Linked DNA regions of Homo sapiens: region 1 is linked to region 2. A link is an interaction called in ENCODE POLR2A ChIA-PET data of the cell type or tissue named here. Cell type or tissue: PC-9. All regions are shown on one strand.

Region 1 (8,000 bases), 150 kb after region 2:
AGTTTCAAACGTAACACACATTAAAAAATATAAAATAAACAGTCTGTATTTCTGATAAACAGTGTTGATGAAAGCACTTAAAACCCATTAAGACGGCGGATTCAGAAAGCCCTAGAGAATATTGAGTTCATCTATATGAGAAAGTGATATGCCTTTGAAACTATGTCAAAAATAAATAATTTGAGGTCAATCTTGGAATTCTCATTTACCTCTTAAATATAGAGAAATTATTTCTTCTTCCTCCTTATTATTCCAGTCCCCCACTCCCCACAAAAGGCAGGTTATTTTCACCTCAGAAAAAATTGTATTTAGTAATTTAAAAGTTCACAACATATGAAGTGTGGCAAAGGCCTACTTTCCAAATTCATTTGTGGATCTGGGAGCATGAAATAAAATAACCAGGAGACAGTCTAGATATCATGGGGTGAAAAGAGAAAAAAAAAAAAAAAAAAAAAAAAATAACCAGGAGAGAGCTGAACCTAAAACAGGAAAGGGACCATGATACCTCAGCAATCCCAAGGTTTCAGGCTACAAGGAAGTGGTTAATTTAGATCTACTTAGAAGAAAATTATGTTTTAAATTTATCCTAGGCTATCCAAATAAAATGAAATTTACTTATATGTAACTTACTTCCCTTTTATACTTACCACATAAAAATATTTTACACTCTTTAAAATAGCCCAATGTGTGGGCTATATTTCTGACAACTAGATCCCAGAGATACAGCATGAGAGCTGAGAAGGGAAAAGCTCTGATTTTAGGGGTTGAGCCCTTTTCTTTTTCTTTTCTTTTTTTTTTTTTTTTTTGAGACGAAGTTTCGCTCTTGTTGCCCCAGGCTGTAGTGCAATGGCGCAATCTTGGCTCACCGCAACCTCTGCCTCCCAGGTTCAAGTGATTCTCCTGCCTCAGCCTCCCGAGTAGCTGGGATTACAGGCATGCGCCACCATGCCCAGCTAATTTTGTATTTTTAGTAGAGACGAGGTTTCTCCATGTTGGTCAGGCTGGTCTCGAACTCCTGACCTCAGGTGATCCGCCTGCCTCAGCCTCCCAAAGTGCTGGGTTTAGAGATGTGAGCCACTGCGCCCGGCCGGGAAACCATTTTTGAAAGAGGTCTTTCTTCTTGGTATCCCAGGCAGTGGTGACATAAAGCTTCTAAGATTAGCAGAAAAGCACTTAGATGGGAAATCGGACAAAGTATTTGGCCAGGGGCACAATATTCTTGCATTATACCTCACTAACTGCCTCCAACTAAAGACAGAATGAGGCTAAGCACAGTGGCTCATGTGTGTAATCACAGCCCTTTGGGAGGCCAAGACAGGTGGATCACTTGAGGTCAGAAGTTTGAGACCAGCCTGGCCAACATGGTGAAAACTCATCTCTACTAAAAATACAAAAATTAGCTGGGTGTAGTGGCATATGCCTGTAGTCCCAGCTACCTGGGCGGCTGAGGCACGAGAATCACTTGAATCCAGAAGGGGGAAGAGGTTGCAGTGAGCCAAGATCATACCACTGCGCTCCAGCCTGGACAACAGAGCAAGACCTTGTCTCAAAAAAAAAAAAAAAATCATTGACCTGTTAAAAATTAAAATATACTACTTTTGGTCAACAGTACACTCATAAGATAATACGATCATGTGCCACATCTGCATAATGACATTTTGGTCAATAATAGACAGCATACAGCATATATAGTGGTGGTCCCATAAGATTAAAATGAAGCTGAAAAATTCTTGTTGCCCAGTGATGTTGCAACTGTCATAATATCCCAGTGCAATGCCCTAGTGTGTTAACAAAACTATTGCACTGCCAGGTGTATAAAAGTATAGTACATGCAATTCTATACAGTACATAATACTTGATAATGATAAACAATTATGTCACTGGTTTATGTATTTACTAAAATTTTCATTGTTATTTTAAAGTATACTCCTCCTTCTACTTAAAAATAATAATAAAGTTAACTATAAAACAGCCTCAGGTAGGTCCTTCAGGAAGTACTCTAGAAGAAGGCACTGTCATCATAGGAGGTGATAGCTCCATGTGTGTCATTGCTCCTGAAAACTTTCCAGTGGGACAAGATGTGGAGGTGGAAGATACTGACATTGATGATCCTGACCCTGTGTAGGCCAAGGCTAATAATATGTGTGTGTCTTGGTTTTTAACAAAAAAGTTTAAAAAGCAAAAAAAAAAAAAATTTTTTTTAAATAGATAAAAGCTTATAGAATAAGGATATAAAGAAAATATTTTCATAGAGCTATACAATGTGTTTGTGTTTTAAGCTAAACATTATTACAAAAAAATCAAAAAGGTAAAAAAATTTAAAGTTTATAAAGTAAATAAGTTACAGTAAGCTAAGGTTAATTTATTATTGAAGAAAAAAATTAAATAAATGTAGTATAGTTTAAGTGGACAGCATTTTATAAAGTCTACAGTAATGTCCAGTAATGCTCTAGGCCTTCATATTCACTCACTGCTCACTCACTGACTCACCAAGAGCATTTGCAGTCCTGCAAACTCCATCCATGGTAAGTGCCCTATAGAGGTATACCATTTTAAATTTTTCATATTGTATTTTTACTGTATCTTTTCTATGTTTAGGTACACAAAATAGTTACCACTGTGTTACAACTGCCTACAATATTCAGTACATGCTGCACAGGTTGCAGCCTAAGAGCAACAGGCCATACCATATAGTTCAGGTGTGTAGTAAGCTATACTGTCTAGGTTTGGGTAAATTCACTCTATGATGTTCCTACAACAAAATCACCTAAGTACACATTTCTCAGAATGTATCTCTGTTGTTAAGCGACACATGACTATGTATGCAAACAAGGGAAAATTCTTAAGAGGTCCTAATTGAAAAGCATTTATTATGAATCATTCAACATAAAGTTCCAGGGGAGTTGCATGCTGTCATTTCACATTCAATCTGTGGCTTCTTGACACTGCAAATTCCTATTTTATATTAGACTTTACAGGTCACTTGCCAGGTTGTGCTGTTTTGGCTAATACTCTTGACTGCAAATGACCACTAGCCTATCAAATCCTATTGTCTGACATCATTAAGATATCTTTTTCAATGGCATGAGTGGTGGCAAACATGGAGACTTACGCAGTCATCAAGTCTCTTTCTAACATATTTATTTTATAGCCCCATTTTCCCCTTTAGAGCCTTTAGGGAACTGCCACATCATAGGTGTACATGTCACTAGAGAATGTTCACAAAAAGCTAGTACAAGATTTGGAAGTGCATATAAAAGAATGGCATGTCTGTGCATATTTAAATTGTGCTTTGAAAAAAAATAGATGTAACACAAATGGCCAAAAAGCATATAAAATGATGATCAACACCACTAATCACTGGAGAAATGCAAATCAAAACCACAATGAGATATCATCACCTGGCCCCCATCAGGATGACCACTATCAAGAAAAAGAGGATGTGAATACATTAGACACTTGTGCATTGTTGGTAGGATTGTAAAATGATGCAACCACTCTGGAAAACAGTATGAAAGTTCCTAAAAACATTAAAAATAGAACTACCATATCATCCAGCAATCTCACTTCTGGGTATGTATTCACAAAAGCATTATTCGTAACAGCCATAAGGTGAAACCAACCCAAATGTCCATTAACAAATAAATAAACAAAATATGGTGTACACATACAATCAAATAAATATTACTCAGCCTTAAAAAGGAAGGGAATTCTGTCACATGCTATAACATGAATGAACCTTGAGGACATTATGCTAAATGAAATAAGCCAGTCTCAAAAAGACAAACACTACATAATTCTATTTATGTGCGGTATTTAATATGTGACATCAAATTCATAGAAACATAAAGTAAAATGGTAGTTTCCGGGGCTACAGTAGTTGGAAAGGAAGTTATTATTTAATGAGTGCAGAGTTTTAGATTTGCAAGATGAAAAAGCTCTGGTGCTGTTTTACAATAATATGAATATACATAACACTATTGAACTGTATACTTACACTATTGAACTATATACTTAAAAATGGTTAAAATGGTCATTTTTTTCCTCCCTGTGGAGACCACATCAGAGGTCATAAGATGGTAATTTTTATGTGTTTTTACCACACACACAAAATAAACGTCATTACTTTCAGTTTCACTTGAGATACTGCAGTAAAAGCAATCTGGTCTTTGTGCCATTTTCTTATGGGTTTTAAATATCAGGCTAAAAGTCTATAAGCTCTTCAAAATATTTTCAGTTGTTCCATTTACCAAATGCACCATGTGCTTAGTGCTATACAGAATATATATGTCATGGATTATCTGGCATTGCAGCATAACTATTTTCTAACAGACTATAAACTATGTTTACAACTAGAGAAAATGAATTATCCCATTCAGTTCAACTTACAGACACTACATGCCAATGTAGTGTTTTCCTGAGTAGCCTAACTTCTGAAATAAGTCATATAAAGGCAAGCAACTCTGCTACCTAAGTTTGTCTCTTAGATTTGAGGGTTTTAAGCCAAATGAAAATAAAGACAAAACTACAAACAAGTAACTAGCCCCACATAGGATCCCTCACTATTAACACAAATATACTTTTATACCTACATTTCTTTCTCCCCAAGTAAAAGTAAGTCTCTAAAGCATTGGTTCTTAAAACTCTTTTGATTTACAGCTATGTGGCATAAAAGAGTTACAAAATGGTGTGTACATACATTCTTCTGGAGAGTTTCAAATAATTTGACTCCTAAGAGTCTGTGACCCAAAGGAAACACTAAAAACCTTAACTCTAGATACTCACATTTAGGTAAAATCCATCTAAGTGTAAACAGAATGGTAGCTTCAAGAGAATTCAAATTATTAAAGGAAAGGTATGAATGTCCTAACTCTGAGTATATTTCAAAGGAAGAGGATACTGTTTCACTGTTGATGCTAGAGGGCTTCCATGGACCCAGGTCAACCCCTGACCTAGCACGTAGGAGAAAGTCACAGATATCCTGTTATCCCCAGTGCCCAGCATATCAAGCCTGACATGTAGCAGGCTTTTTTTTTTTTTTTTTTTGAGATGGAGTCTCGCTGTGTTGCCCAGGCTGGAAGGCAGTGGCACCATCTTAGCTCACTGCAACCTCCACCTCCCGGGTTCAAGCAATTCTCCTGCCTCAGACTCCTAAGTACCTGGGATTACAGGTGTCTGCCACCATGCCTGGCTGATTTTTGTATTTTTAGTAGAGACAAGATTTCACCATACTGGCCATGCTGGTCTTGAACTCCTACTCCTGACCAAGTGATCCGCCTGCCTGGGCAGAGTGCTGGGATTTCAGGCATGAGCCACCACACCTGGCCTGTAGTAGGCTCTTAACAGATGTTTGATGAATAAAGCTGGATGGTGCCCTGACTGGAGATGAAGAACTCTATTAAACTAAGGAAGCAGTCCACTGTAAGATGACACACTAGGCCACATTCAGGACAAATACAAGTTACATACATTATGCCCTGAAGAAGGTATTTCTGGAAAGTATACCATTACATAGAGCTGGATAAATGCAAACAGGCTGAATTTCACAGAATTTACTTATATTTTCTTTCCTTTATTTAAAAATGCTTACTTTGGGGAAGGAATAAATTACAGATTGCAGTAAAGCCCTGACAACCACTACAGTGGAAATAATTTTCTTTTATATTTCAGTGAATTACAACAATAGTCTTCCAAGCTGAGCATCTGATGTCTTGAGAATAGCAGTTGAGGAAGTAATCAATAGTTAATCACTTTAGTATACTTTTTGCAAAATGTTAAGAAGCACCATTCTCACCTCCTGTTCTACAGCCTTCTGAGGTTCAGGACTATTGCTGACCTAGGAAGAGGGAAGATTATAAAAGAGAAAAAAATTATGTGTTTACTAGGTTTTAACACAGCTGTAACTTTGGCTTGTACTATCTCCCAAGATACAAGATTCATCTATTATCTACTGTGTTTAAAATGAGGGTTTGGAAGCTTTGTTTTATTTTGACTTAAGCTGACCTTAACACTCTAGTTTAAGTAATATCATGGTTCAGAAGCCACCACTTGGATCAGTGTCTTATACTTATCAACATGCAGCTCATTGTTTAACCTTTTTTTTCTACTTACACCACTTTATGAAATCTTCCTGATGTTTATTCCAGTCCCTTTGACTATTTAACATGCTAATAATCCAGTGCAGCATACTCAGAAATGTTTATCACACCTCCTTCTATCATTTCTGAATTAGTTAGATAACACTAATGATCAAAGGATCACCAAAATCCAAATCCTTTTTCTTATTTTTTTTGAGACACGGTCTCACTCCTGTCGTCCAGGCTGGAGTGCAGTGACACGATCACGGCTTGCTGCAGCCTCAACTTCGCAGGATTCAGGTGATTCTCCCACCTCAGCCTCCCAAGTAGCTGGGACTACAAGTGTACCCCACCATGCCTGGATAAATTTTTGTATTTTTAGTAGAGATTTGGTATCGCCTTGTTGCCCAGGCTGGTCTTGAACTCCTGGGCTCAAGTGATCCATCTTCCTTGGCCTCCCAAAGTGCTGGGATTACAGGCATGAGCCATGTGCCCAGTCCCAAATCCTTTTTCATAAAAATCTATTTATTCATATTCTTTATTTCTATCTATACATTTTCCCTCTATGAGACGGATGTGTTTCTCTTAAATACAAAGCAACAGTTTCAAATACTCTTGGTCTGGAAATTCATCAAAGTCTTTTTGAAAGGCTGCTAGCTCTCAGTTATGCCCTTAAAAATACACAGATTAGGCCGGCCGCAGTGGCACACACCTGTAATCCCAGCACTTTGGGAGGCTAAGGCAGGTGGATCACCTGAGGTCGGGAGTCCAAGGCCAGCCTGACCAACATGGAGAAACTTGTCTCTACTAAAAATACAAAACTAGCTGGGCGTTGTGGCGGGCTCCTGTAATCCCAGCTGCTCTGGAGGCTGAGGCAGGAGAATCGCTTGAACCCAGGAGGAGGAGGTTGCAGTGAGCCGAGATCACGCCATTGCACTACATCCTGGGCAACAAGAGCGAAACTCCATCTCAAAAAAAAATAAAAAATACAAAATACACAGATTAACAAGGCATGATTCACTTTGTAGGAATCAGACTGCCTCTTCTTTAACAGATGTGGTTTTTTTTTTTCCCCTAGCTTTATTGAGATATAACTGACAAATACAGCATATAGTTAAGGTGATTTTTTTAATACACATTGTGAAACAATCACCACAGTCAAGCCAATAAACATATCTAGCACGTCATACTTTTTTTGGTGGTAAGAGCACTTAATGTTTATTTATAAGATCTTTGATTCTAGATTCTCATCATCTTTAATCATTCTCTTCATCAAAAACTAGGTAAAAACTTGGGTAGCTCTCTCTATATAAAAGTAGAAAGATTGTCAAGCTATGTCATTAAATGAAAAAAAAAAAAAAAAGCAAGCAGCAGGAAAACACTTATAAACCCACTTATCTTAAAAAGATATTATATCTATGTGCACCTGTAAAGAAAAAGGCCAAGGATACATCAACTATTTACAATGACTGGGGGAAAAAATGAAATTTAGGGTTGAAGAAACTTCCCATTCCTACTCCACATTCTTCAGTATTACTAAAAATTGTGAAACTGAATTAATATAATTTTTTAGACACAGGATCTTGCGATATTGCCCAGGCTGAAGTGCCGTGGCTATTCACAGGTACCATTACAGTGAACTGCAACCTGGAATTCGTGGCTTCAAGCAGTCTTCTCACCTCAGCCTCCTGAGTAGTAAAATAACTTTTTAAAAGAAATTATAAAGGCCTCTTTTAGAAAATATTTGGACCTCTGAGCACCTTAACAACATTTCTAGTACATGGCATTGTGCCTAACACAGTGAGCATCAATAAATTTTTTTGAGTGAAAAAGGTAATTTTTTCAGTAGAAAATGTTAAACAACTTCTCCTATTCTAAAAGTCTGTTTAAACAGTAAATGTAAGTATTAATAAATACCTATGT
Region 2 (8,000 bases):
GGTGGGAGGATCACTTGAGCCCGAGAGGTCAAGGCTACAGTGAGCTGTGATTGCCCCACTTCCCTCAGCCTGGGTGACAGAACGAGACCCTGTCTCAAAATAATAAGAATAAGAAAAAATATATATATATATATTCATATATATATAAGAATATATATATTCATATATATAAAAGAATATATATAAATTATATATAATTTATATATAAATATATTATATATATATTATATATAAATAATATATAATTTATATATATTATATATATATTTATACATATAAATATATATAAATTATATATAATTTATATATAAATATATAAATTATATATTATATATTATATATATTATATATTATATATTATATATATATAATATATACATATTTTATATATATATATATATTTTTTTTTAGACAGAGTCTTGCTCTGTTGCCCAAGCTGGAGTGCAGTGGCACAATCTCAGCTCACTGCAACCTCCATCTCCTGGGTTCAAGCAATTCTTCTGCCTCGGCCTCCCAAGTAGCTGGGATTACAGGCATGTACCACCATGCCTGGCTAATTTTTGCATTTTTAGTAGAGACGGGATTTCATCATGTTGGCCAGGCTGGTCTCGAACTCCTGACTTCAGGTGATCTACCCCCCCTCCCCCAGCCTCCCAAAGTGGTGGGATTACAGGCATGAGCCACTGCACTCGGCCTAGAAGAATAATATTTTTTAATATGGTTGAATAATTTTGATGTATCTTGTACTTTGTGGCTGTTGGTGAGTTGAATTCATATAGATGGAGAAGATACTATGTACCAGGTATTGTTCTTCCTGCTTTACATTTAAATCTTCACAAAAACCCTATGAAGAAGATACCATAATTAATGCTATTTTATAGATGAGGGAACTGAGGCACAGTGGGGTATGCACTGGGCCTCATATGAAAGCACACAGCCAGTAAGTGGCAGAGCTGAGATTTGAACCTCAACCATTTTGCTGTAGAGCCTATGGCTTAACCACATGATATGATATCCTTGGAAGATAAGAAAGCCACAGAAAAAGAGTAATCTCACCTTTATTAAAAGTAGGCTGAGTGCAGTGGCTCATACCTGCAATCCAGCCCTTGGGGAGGATGAGAGGGAGAATTGCTTGAGGCCAGGAGTTCGAGACCAGCCTGGGCAACACAATGAAGCCGTGTCTCTACAAATATTTTTTTTTAATCCATCTGGTTAGATAGATTGTAAGAACAAAAACAAGCAAACAAAAAACAGGGGTGGTGGCGTGCACTTGCAGTCACAGCTACTTGGGTGGCTGAGGTAGAAGGATCTACTGAGCCCAGGAATTCAAGGTTACAGTGAAGTATGATTGCACCACTGTACTCCAGCCTAGGTGACAGAGCAAGACCCTGCCTCTAAAAAGAAAAAAAGTAGGCCAGGCGCAGTGGCTCACTCCTGTAATCCCAACACTTTGGGAGGCCGAGGCGGGCGGATCACGAGGTCAGGAGATTGAGACCATCCTGGCTAACACGGTGAAACCCCGTCTCTACTAAAAATACAAAAACAAAATTAGCCAGGTGTGGTGGTGGGTGCCTGTAGTCCCAGCTACTCGAGAGGATGAGGCGGGAGAATGGCGTGAACCCAGGAATGGGAGCTTGCAGTGAGCTGAGATCGCACCACTGCACTCCAGCCTGGGCGACAGACCGAGACTCTGTCTCAAAAAAAAAAAAAAAAAGAAAAAGAAAGAAAGTAGAAAACATGTTTTGGTGCATAGGAGAAAGTAGTTACATTTAGCGAGGTGTAGCTCTGCGGGTGAGTGAAGGGACACTTCACTTTTGACTCCTCTCTTCATATGTTGCTTGGATTTTCCACAGTGGTCAGTTACCTTTGCAATTAAAAAGAAATGTTTTTTGTTTTGTTTTTTGTTTTTGAGACAAGGTCTCACTCTGTCACCCAGGCTGGAGTGCAGTGGCATGATCATGGCTCACTGCAGCCTCAGTCTCCTGGACTCAAGTGATCCTCCTGCCTCAGCCTCGTGAGTAACTGGGACTAGAGGTAAGTCTAGTCCTCCATGCCTGGCTAATTTTTTTTTTTTCTATATTGCTCAGGCTGGTTTGAACTCTTGGGCTCGAGCAATCCTCCCATCTTGGTCTCCCAAAGTGCTGAGATTATAGGTGTGAGCCACCATACCTGGCCTAAAATAAAATATTAAATACATTTTAACATTTATTATATTTATATATTATACATACTTTTTGTACAATTTGAATATATACATATATCATCTTTATATTTGGGGCTCACTTCTTTGTTTATGTAGTGTTTGTTTCCAAAAGCTTCCTTTATTATCTCTCACAAAAATGAGAACAGAATGCACACACCACACCTATCTGCCCTACATTCCAAAAGCATTAATTTATCACATTGGAAGAGATCTGTTTTTTTTTTTTCACTAGACCTCTTCTGTGAACAGAGATCTGATTTTTGTGCATTCTGAAATACCTATTTATTATAAGAACTCTGTAAATGGTTGGCTAAAATGGCTTTAATTCAATCCTAACATACTCCCTAATAGAGAGTTAGCCCTTTTGTCCTGTTTCCCTGCGTCTGGATTCCCATTCCATAAGCATCGCTCACAGGACTACTCTACTGGGTGCAGGAGAATAGGAGGCTGAGTAAGCCCCAGGCTAGTGGGACAGACACTTCCCAAGCCAGAAACCCAGGAGTCTTCTGAGACACCCCCTTTTGCTCACTCTGTCCCTAATTTCAAGCTGCCACTGGACCCATCCGCCTGACCTCCTACCTATTGATCTTGTCCGTTCGCCACCCTGCAGGCCATGAGCACCTCCTCCCTGGACCACCACGCCAGCCGCCTACTGGTTTCCCTGCCTTGACTCCTGCCTTCATTGCTAACACCTTCTCCACCCCACAAACAAGGGATGGATCTTTTAAAAATGCAAATCAAGCCTAGGCAACGTAGCAGGATCCTGTCTCTACAAAAAAAAAAAAAAAAAAAAAAAAAAAAAAAAATATATATATATATATATATATATATATATATATATATATATATATATATATAAATAAATTAGCCAGCTGTGGTGGCGTGCACCTGTAGTTCCAGGTAATTGGAAGGCTGAGGCAGGAGGACCACTTAAGCCCAGGGGTTTGAGGCTTCAGTGAGCTATGATCGCACCACTGCACTCCAGCTTGGGAGACAGAGGAAGACTCTGTATTAGAAAAAAAAAAAAAATGCAGTCCAGGCGCGGTGGCTCATGCCTGTAATCCCAGCACTTTGGGAGGCTGAGGTGGGCGGATCACTTGAGGTTAGGAGTTTGAGGCCAGCCTGGCCAACATGGTGAAACCCTGTCTCTACTGAAAATACAAAAATTAGCCAGGTATGGTGGTGCACGCCTGTAGTCCCAGCTACTCAGGAGGCTGATGCACGAGAATTGCTTGAACCCGGGAGGCAGATGTTGCAGTGAGCCAAGATGGTGCCACTGCACTCCAGCCTGGGCAATAGAGCGAGACTCCTTCTCAAAAAAAAAAAAAAATGCAAATCAGTCATGTTCCCGTCACCCTGCACCCACTGGGGTAAACCTATCAGTGTCTCCCATGACTTTTAGGGTGAGGACCAAAGCCCTCACTGCAGTCTACAGACCCTCGAGGATCTGCTGCCTGCCTGCCTACCCAGCAGAAGGCCAGAGCTTGCCCAACCTTCCTCCACCCTCTCTTACTTCCTCAAATACACCAGGTTCCCTCCCACTTCAGGGCCTTCTGCTAGTCCTGCCTGCAGCCTCTCACTTACTCCTCTCACCTCATTCATCCCTAGTGAGCTTAGCATTTGGCTTTTATTTCCCTTCTTCAGGGGAAGCTGCCCCAGTCCTATTACAGCAAACCCTCAGCTTTTTGCTCCCATAGTTCCTATGCAGCTATTTATTCAGTAGCTGTCTCCACCGCTGAGCAATGCAGTCGAAAGGGATAGGATCTGTGTCTACTTTGTTCCTTGCAGTATCCTGGGACCCCAGCACAGAGCCTGGTTCATACAGGACTTAATGAATGAGTGAGTGAATGAATGAATGAGTGATCCTGCTGTATTACCAGACAGATCGTGGTAGGGGCAACAGTTGCTGTGAGGTTTTGGGAAGCTGTCTTTGCCTGGGAGGTGGGGAAGGCAGGGCAGAGCCTAAAGAAGCCTTGAAGGGAGAGTGTTGCTTCATGGGCAGGGAAAGGAAAATGACATTCCAGACTCAGCCCCTACACAAGTGTGAGGCAGACTCCCATGGTTGTCAGGTCAGAGTAGGGAGAGGCAGAGATAAGGCTGCGATTGTGGGTGAGCTCAGCCTGGGAGGAGCTCTGCATACCAAAATAAGGACTGAACCTTGTGTAGGTAGTGGGGGAACCTGGGAAAGTGTGTTAGGCAATCTTTCCCCACCCCCTTCCTCTTTCCACCTCTCCCCTGCTTTCCTTCCTCCTGGAGATAGGGAGCAAGGTCTCCAGGGGCCAGGCAGGTGCTTCTGGTTGGAAAGGCCGTGACCAGGACTTGTTGGGTCCATTTGACTCAACGGACCCCTTTCTTGGCCCTGTCCCCAGATGTATAGGGCAGAGCTAGAGTTGTAGAAAAGGGAGACACACTCCTCAGGGCCACCACACTCACCCAGCAGGGGTCTGGGAGCCCCTGAAGCACCCGGGACCCCAGCCTCAAAGGTGGATGCTGGAGGGAGGATTTGAGGGAGCAGGCACCCATCAGTGAGAATGACGAGTTGACGGCACAGCTGACAAGTGTCTGGGGGTGTGCCACCTCCCTGCGCTGCTTCTGAGCTGTTTGCTTTGCCTTGGTACACTTGAGGGGTTGGAAGTCCTCAGCCTTCAGAGCTCCAGGTTTGAGGCACAGACAGGTTCCATTTTGCCCAAAGCCAGGCAAAGGCTCCTCTCTCTGAGCAGAGGTTGCTGGGTCACAGGAGCTCAGGGTGGCACTGCACTCAGGATTCGCAGCTGCCTTGACGTCACCAGTGTCCCAGGTGAAGGCACAAACTCCTGGCCTGAGGTGAGGCTGAGGGAGACAAGAGCCCACCAGACTAGGCCAGCACTTCCCATGGGCTTAGACCCCTGCTCTCCTGCCTCCTCTGATATTTCAAATCTTTCAGAATTTCAAAACCATAGGACCTATTGACTTCTAAGCTCCCCACCCTGCTCTTTGGGCTTAAATTGTGCTTTATCTCAACAGCATTCATTGAGTGCCAGCTCTGTGCAAAGCCCTGTGCTAATGTGCTAGGCTCTAGAGTCATAAAGATGAAAATTTTTCTTTTTTTAAAATAGAGAATAGTCAGTCTCACTTTGTTGCCCAGGCTGGTCTCGAACTCCTGGCTTCAACTGATCCTCCCATATTGGCCTCCCAAATACTGGGATTATAGGTGTGAGGCACCTTGCCCAGCCAATGAATACTTTATGATATGATCCCTGTTTTCAAGAGACTTACAGTCTAGTTAGGGAAATGGACACAAACAGACCCTTTCAGAACAATGTAAAGACCTCAGAAGAGGTCAAATTCTATTGGAATCCATCTGCTTTTTTTTTTTTTTTTTTTTTTTTTTTTGAGATGGAGTCCCACTCTGTTACCCAGGCTGAAGTGCAGTGGCACCATCTCGGCTCACTTTAACCTCCACCTCTGGGTTCAAGTGATTCTCCTGCCTCAGCCTCCCCAGTAGCTGGGACTACAGGCGCGTGCCACCATGCCCAGCTAATTTTTGTATTTTTAGTAAAGAAAGGGTTTCACCATGTTGGCCAGGCTGGTCTCAAACTCCTGACCGTAAGTGATCTACCCGCCTCGGCCTCCCAAAGTGCTGGGATTACAGGTGTGACTTTTTACTATCTGTAGGTAACTGCTATATATAATGCATGATCTATAATGCCCGACCCAACATTTTGTCATCTTTGCAATACTTGATTTTATTTTTTTTCCTGTAATATTTTGGGGTTTGAGATTATTTCGTTTGGTTTGGCTACAAGGAAGCCTAGATGTGCTTCAGAGTCGCCTTGAAATTTCTTCTGCATTATCAACCAGCTCAATCTCCTCTGAATTAGACCTGCCTTCTCATCTGGGAAAGGCAGATCTTTAACAGGTGGCTGGAAGCTATTGAAGGAAGAAGCCAAGATGTGGTTTCTGAAGAGCAGGCAGGAGGGTCCCTGGCCATAAATATGTCCTTGATAAGGGCCTGAAATCCCATTCTTAGAATTTTATTTTTTTGAAGTTGCACGAGCACCTGGGAAGAATACCACCTTAAATCCTGACCACTTATCCACTCCGGGAAGATTTGTTTATAGCCAAGAGTTCCCACGATGGGCCGAGGAAGAGCAGGGGGGCAGCCAGCTTTCCAGGCAGGCCCTAACATATTATCCAGATTTTGAGGTTGTTTTAGTTATGTGTTTGTAACAAACCACCACAAAACATAATGGCTTAAAACAATGATTTATTGTTTCTCACAATGCTGTGCGTTGGCTAGTTCGACAGTTCTATTGGTCTCACCTGGGGTCACTCAGATGGCTACAGTCATTGTAGATTAACTGAACTTCATCAATGTGCAGTGGTCTCAAGGTTATGAGAAGGTGATCACAGAAGCAGGAAGACCCGTGATCGGGTGTGGTGGCTCACGCCTGTAATCTCAGCACTTTGGGAGGCCGAGGTGGGTGGATCACTTGAGGTCAGGAGTTTTCCACTTTCTTGTGCCCTTCTGCTTAAACAACCTTTGTGCTTCAGCAAAGTAAGCACAAGTCCAATAAAATGTAGCTTGAAAACAAGTATCAACAAATTAATGAAAACAACACACAAAGGGCAGCCTTGTCTTGCCATGGGAGGAGAAGATGCTTGTTTTTAAGGAAAGGTCTTGTCATTTAGGATGAATATGAAAGGAGGGTCAGGGAGAAGAGCACCTGCAGACCAAGACAAATGGAGAATTGAAGGGAAAAAACCCTGTAAAACAAAAAGTGCTGGTGATGCTGACTCCTGCCTCAGCTCAGAGCTGTGTTAAGGGCTGAATGGGACAAGCTGGAGCCCCAATGGGGAGATTTCTTTTTCAGGCCAGGCTGACCCATAGGGGCCATCACCCAATCACTTGGAAGTGAAACCAGTTTAGCCCAGCCTTCGTACTTTTCTTGAAGCAGTCTGTATTTTCTGCGTTACTTCTAGCTCCCTGGGTGTGTGTGACCTCTTCCTTGTCACACTGAAACCTCTTTGAGGGAGGTGTGGGGGAGGGGGGAGCGGAGCTTGCAGTGAGCCGAGATCGTGCCACTGCACTCCAGCCTGGGTGACAGAGTGAGACTGTGTCTCAAAATAATAATAATAAATAAAAAAAAAAATTCAAAGCAACAAATATATTGCAAATGAGCTTTACTAGTTTTTTTGGGGAGGGGTGAACATGGAGAGTTGGGAGGAGGAAGGAAATAAAAAAATGAAAAGATGATCTGAATATATCCCTGCCTTAGAGAGCTTCCAGGTAAGTCCAAGAGACTGACTTCAACACAGACCTGGGCTAATTGCCCATTTCGCTCCTTGCCCTGGGGCCTATTGTTTTCCACAAATTGCGTCCCCACTTGAGACTCAGTCTTCTCTCCCTCATCGCCATGCAGTCATTTCAGCCCAGTTGCAGAACAGGAGAACATGAATGGAAAAAGGATTGAGTCCACACTGTGGTGGCTGCAAGAGGTGATTCAAGATCTAACATTCTGAGTAGTTTCCAGACAGTTGAGGACAGCCCAGGCTGGGGTCCAGAGGTGGGGATCAGGCAGGAGGAGCAGGAGCAGCCAGAAGGCAGGATCAGCCAAAGCCCTTGAAGAATGCCAAAGGGCAAACTGCAGAAAGCGAGTTCAGGTGTCAGATCCCAAAGGCGAGAGGAGGGCTGTAAGTGGGAGATGACCCAGGGGGCCCTGGAATGGAGTGGGAGCAGGTTGGGCCAGAAGTGGGAAAGCTATCACCCTCACTAGTGACTGGGAGAATTCCCAGAAGGACAGCAAAGGTGCCCACT

What was found. ChIA-PET counts read pairs that join two places held together with the same protein. Peaks named below come from ENCODE experiments on the same cell type or tissue, not always from the same donor. Only the 100,000 strongest peaks of a DNase experiment are listed, where the experiment ranks them.
Region 1: POLR2A ChIA-PET joins it to region 2 with 11 read pairs; 5 of 35 experiments call an interaction of 5 or more read pairs at or near these places.

Annotation. Positions count from the first base shown.
Region 1 is chr17:51,025,887-51,033,886 of GRCh38, forward strand. It overlaps SPAG9 (sperm associated antigen 9), which reads right to left. Exons shown (of 30, transcript NM_001130528.3): 6 at 5,795-5,836. Among named protein-coding and RNA genes, the nearest start is that of SPAG9, 91 kb to the right of the region's middle. In PC-9, no CTCF peak of the experiment used is centred here; no DNase peak of the experiment used is centred here.
Region 2 is chr17:50,880,372-50,888,371 of GRCh38, forward strand. It overlaps LOC105371825 (a long non-coding RNA gene), which reads right to left. Exons shown (of 3, transcript XR_001752940.2): 3 at 6,433-8,000. Among named protein-coding and RNA genes, the nearest start is that of TOB1-AS1, 18 kb to the left of the region's middle. RefSeq lists enhancers at 4,306-4,834, 4,835-5,363. In PC-9, no CTCF peak of the experiment used is centred here; DNase peaks (open chromatin) are centred at 2,630, 3,730 and 4,300; H3K4me3 peaks cover 405 bases; H3K27ac peaks cover 3,403 bases.